Linked DNA regions of Mus musculus: region 1 is linked to region 2. Evidence: chromatin loops called from intact Hi-C (ENCODE). Cell type or tissue: heart. All regions are shown on one strand.

The links. Peaks named below come from ENCODE experiments on the same cell type or tissue, not always from the same donor. Only the 100,000 strongest peaks of a DNase experiment are listed, where the experiment ranks them.
Region 1: a loop joins it to region 2, with 7 times the contacts of the local background. A loop is called at or near these places in 39 of 42 quality-filtered maps.

What each region holds. Positions count from the first base shown.
Region 1 is chr11:54,987,002-54,989,501 of GRCm38, reverse strand. Anxa6 (annexin A6) reads left to right here. Exons shown (of 26, transcript NM_013472.5): 21 at 2,434-2,451. Among named protein-coding and RNA genes, the nearest start is that of Tnip1, 25 kb to the right of the region's middle. In heart, a CTCF peak has its summit at 1,332 (motif pointing right); no DNase peak of the experiment used is centred here; H3K27ac peaks cover 372 bases.
Region 2 is chr11:54,878,030-54,880,529 of GRCm38, reverse strand. No RefSeq gene overlaps it. Among named protein-coding and RNA genes, the nearest start is that of Hint1, 13 kb to the right of the region's middle. RefSeq lists an enhancer at 1-1,344. In heart, a CTCF peak has its summit at 961 (motif pointing left); DNase peaks (open chromatin) are centred at 449 and 909; H3K27ac peaks cover 1,072 bases.

The DNA.
Region 1 (2,500 bases), 110 kb before region 2:
TAAAAACTAAAACCAGCAAAGCAAACCATGCCTGTGATCCCAGCAGAGGCAAAGAAGCAAGAGGCTCCATGCAAGTTCAAGGTCAACCTGGTTTGCATAGTGAGTTTCAGGACTCTATAGAAGGTCCTACTGAAAGAGAGGAGGGAGGAGGGAGGAGTGATCAGTGAGGTCAGAGGGTAACTGTCAGGGGTCAGTTCTGTCCTTCCACCTTGTCACGGCAGCGTCTCTCCTGTTTCTGCCTCAGCTCTGCTCCTGGCCCTGCAAGCTTTCTCCAGCTCTGGCTGTAGGAATGCTGTGGCTACATACGTGTGTGCCACTGCCTGAGCTCTGGGGATCGAACTCCGCAGGTTTTTACGGCAGGTGCTTTTGCTAACTTGAGCCATCTCTCCAGCCTGCATTAGTCACTCTTCAGTGTGCACTTTAGTGGCATCAGATTTGTCCACATTGCCCAGCCATCACTACCCCACCCCACCCCCAAACTCTTCTTTCAACAAAACTGAAACCCTGAGCCTATGAATTAGTGATTCTCATTTCCTCTTCCTCTAACCCATAACAGGCACTAGCCTGCTTTCTGTCTCTGAAGTTGCGCCCTCTGTAAACATCACGTTAGGGGCTTGTCTGCTTGTAGCTGGCTTATTTCCCATGGCACAGTGCTGCCATGATTCAACTAGGTGGCTGAAATAATTTAAAGCCTGGGCCAGCCCATAATAAGCCTTATGAAAAGGACCTTTATTGTTTGACATTTGAATCAAAATAAAATTAAGTATTTCTACAATGGTAAATATGATCGTAAAATTCCAGGGTGGGTAAATGAGCTGCCTAACTCTGGCCTCGTGATCACTCTCTTCAGAAGTAGGCACTTGAGAGCCACATTGTCTGTTTATGAACCTCCTGGTGAATATGAGCATTTTTCGTGTAGATAAAAGAAGCACTACTATATACAATACATATGCACATGTGTACTTACATAAATTATATAGATAAGGCTTGTTTTTATGACGATGGGATTCAAGCAAGGGTCTTATTCTGACTTTTTCCCCATCCGAGTATTGTTTGTTTTGTTTGTTTGTTTGTTTGTTTGTTGGGTTTTGGGGGTTGGTTTTTTTTTTTAGTTTTGGTTTTGGTTTTTTAAGGCAGGGTTTCTCTGTGTAGCCCTGTCTGTCCTGGAACTCACTCTGTAGACCAGGCTGGCCTTGAATTCAGAAGTCCACCTGCCTCTGTCTCCCAAGTGCTGGAATTAAAGGCCTACGCCATCACTGCCTGGCTGATCTTTTTTTTTTTTTTAAATGTGTGTGATTCTGTGTGCACTTGAGTGCAGTACCAGCAGTGGCCAGAAGAGGGCATCTCATCCCTGGAGCTAGAGTAATGGGCACTTGTGAGCCATCTGACCAGGTGCTGAGAACCACACTCAAGTTCTCTGACAGAGCAGTTCCTGCCCTTATCTACTGGACTATCTTTCCAACATCCTTAATCTTTTTTTAAAGCTTTGTGGGACCTTGAACATAGTGGCACCTTCTATAATCCCAGCACTTAAGAGGCTGAGGCAGGAGGATTGCTGTGCATTTAAGGCCTACCTGGTCTGCTACATTGTGAGACCTTGCCTCCAAAGAGAAGAAGAAGCCAGATGTGGTGGTGCACGCCTGTAATCCCAGCACTTGGGAGGCAGAGGCAGGCCGGTCTCTAAGTTTAAGGCCAACCTGGTCTACATAGTGAGTTCCAGGACAGCCAAGACTACATAGTGAGACCCTGTCTCAAAAAAATAAATACATACATGCATTCGCACATATATTCTATCTAGGATTTTGGTTTATGCGGGAGAATATAATGGTTGCAGGATACTGGGGAAAGGCTAAGTCACACAGAAACTAGCCGAATTTATCCCCAGACACTGGGTCAGAGCAACTTTGGCTCACAAAAGTCCTGGCCACAGTGTTCACTGTTCTTATTAAAGATAATGCTTGCAGTCTCTACCTCTGCTGTGTGCCTGTAACTGCCCCCTGCCCCCCGCCCAGGCCTCAGCTGTCCTGCCTTTCTGTCTGTGACCTGGGGAGCTAAAGTGGCAGAGTCCTGCTGACTCTTTACAGAGAATCCTTGTCTGCCCGACCCCTTTCCTGGCAGGTCGGTAGCCAGTGGAGGGACGGTTTTCCTTCTTCCAACTGTCAGACAAACCAGGGCCTGCGGGCTACCCTCAGTTACTGAGTATGAAGAGTATCACTACCCCTCTGGAAAAACCACATTTTAAAATTAATTATTTTCAGGCCTATCTTCCACTCTGAATTCTAGCCCAGAGATTATAAAAGGTGATATCCCTCCCAGTTCTTCATTGTGACCCTGGGGTCTCTTGGGACTTCTGCCAATCTGAGCCAACCAATCACTCTGAGCTCTGACTCTTGCCTCCCGTCTCTCCCTCCTCTGTCCCCTCCCCGCTCTCAGGTGGCTGCTGAGATCTTGGTGAGTGTTCTGTCCTTCACGGGGAGGTAACAGCTTCTAAGTCAAGTCT
Region 2 (2,500 bases):
TGCCCCAGCCTTCTTGGTAGCTGGGGCTTTAAGCCTGCCAATACAAGTTTCTCTCTTTTAAGGTTTTAATTTTTATTCTTGTGTGTGTGTGTGTGTGTGTGTCTGTCTGTGTGTCTGTCTGTCTGTCTTTTATGATGCCTTTGGGTGCCTGCCTAAGAGGGTATTGAATCCCTTGGAGCTGGGGTGATAGGAGGCTGTGAGCCATTGGACACGGATGCTGAGAACTGAACTGAGGACCTCTAGAAGAGCAGCAAGCATTTCAACCACTTGCTAGCTTTGGTACAATTTCTTAACCATACTGACTAGCAGCTTTCTTCCCTGTAAAACAGAGCGTGACACTTCTATGTCTCAGCAGTGTCTGTCACCGGTCACGCACCCCTTAGCTCTTATCTTCCCTCTTTGATAACGCCGTGCACAGCATCACCAGCAGCTTGAAGGCAGAGTGAGTTTCCTGCCTTCTTGGGCCCTTGTTTATTCTGCTGTGTGACCACTGGTCTATTTGTGGATGAATTCGTCCTCACACCTGATAAGGACTGCCGAGGGACGGGAATCTTCTTATTTATTCCTGTATGCTCCAAAGTGTCCCCGGTACTGTGCCTAGGAGTGAATTAAATGCAGATAGAAGGCAACATTGCATCCTGGAGTCCATACCCTACACTTACTCTGCCATCTCCAGTTTTCTTATCCATATAAAGGAGATAATATTAATGTTTTAAAAATGAGACATCATTCGACTGTGGGGTTCCAGGGGCCAGGAACTCACTGTGCAGACCAGGCTGGCCTCAAACACACAGAGATCTGCCCTCTTCTGCCTCCTTAATGCTGGGATTAAAAGCCTGAAGCCAACACTCCCAGTGAGGATGTTACTATTAATGCCTGCCCACAGGGTCAGGGTAAGCTGTGTACGCGCATGGGCTTCCTTAAAGTTTAAGAAATCTTAGCATGGTTGCTTGCTGCCTCCTTGTGGAGAAAGTTCAAATCATCATGAAATATTCCTGTGATGATCTAGCAGACACATAACTCAGCACTGAAAACAAACCAAGCCTCAAATGAGAACCTGGGCCAAACAGATCGTCTGACTACAGTGAAATAGATGTCTATAGCATAATACCAAGAAGAGATCTCCTTATAAATGACAACACATTTATTTTTTTTAAGAATTTATTTATTATTATACATAAGTACACTCTAGCTGTCTTCAGACACACCAGAAGAAGGTGTCAGGTCTCATTACAGGTGGTTATGAGCCACCATGTGGTTGCTGGGATTTGAACTCAGGACCTCTGGAAGAACAGTCAGTGCTCTTAACCGCTGAGCCATCTCACCAGCCCGACAACACATTTATAAAAATGAAAGGTCGACAGGCCAAATGTTGGTGTTGGATGATGAAAATCAGTTCATTTCACTTTCATTTTCTTTCTGATTTCTTACTGGTGTTTCGTTTTTGAGAAAGGGTCTCACCGTGGCTGACCTTAAACTTGCTATGTAGCCCAGGCTAGTCTTAAGCTTGCAGCATTTCTGCCTCAACTTCCTTTTTATACCTATTTGTCTTGATTCTCTAGAGGAACAGAACTCACTCGTGTGGGCATGCATGGGTGTGACTTATAAGAATGGCTTACCAGCTGTGGAACAGCTAGTCTAACAATGGCTGTCTACCAATCAAAGGTCCAAGAATTCAGTAGTTGTTTGGTCCATGAGACTGGATGTCTCGGCTGGTCTTCAGTACATGCCAGACTCCTGAAGAAGGAGCATCTAATGCCAGTAAAAGAAAGGACTTGCCATTGACAGCAAGCAAGCAAAAGAGAACAGCTTCCTTCTTCCATGTTCTTTATATAGACTGCCAGCAAAGGGTGTGGCCCAGATTTTCCCACCTCAAAAGATCTGGGTTAAGTCCGGCACTGGTGGCACATGCTTTTTTTTTGTTTTTAAAGATTTATTTATTATTATACATAAGTATACTGTTAGCTGACTTCAGACACACCTGAAAGGGAATCAGATCTCATTATAGGTGGTTGGGAGCCACCATGTGGTTGCTGGGATTTGAACTCATGACCTTCAGAAGAGCAGTCAGTGCTTTTAACCACTGAGCCATCTTGCCAGCCCTGGCTCATGCTTTTAATCCCAGTACTTGGGAGGCAGAGGCAGGCGGATTTCTGAGTTCGAGGCTAGCCTGGTCTACAGAGTGAGTTCCAGGACAGTCAGGGCTATACTGAGAAACCCTGTCTCGAAAAACCAAAAAGTGGGTTTTCCCACTTTTAATGATTTAGTTAATAAGAAATCCCACACAGGTGTGCCCAAATGCTTGGGTTTTACTCCAGATGCAGTCAAGGTGAATAGCCACCATGAACAGTAGTGACTCTGAATGTAAACTGTATATCACGTGATATCATTGAACTGTTAATTTGCCTAAATAGAAAACTGCTGTGGGGACATCAAGATGGCTTACTGGGGAAAGCCACGGGCCACTAAGCCTAATGACCTGAGTTCAGTTCTCAGGACC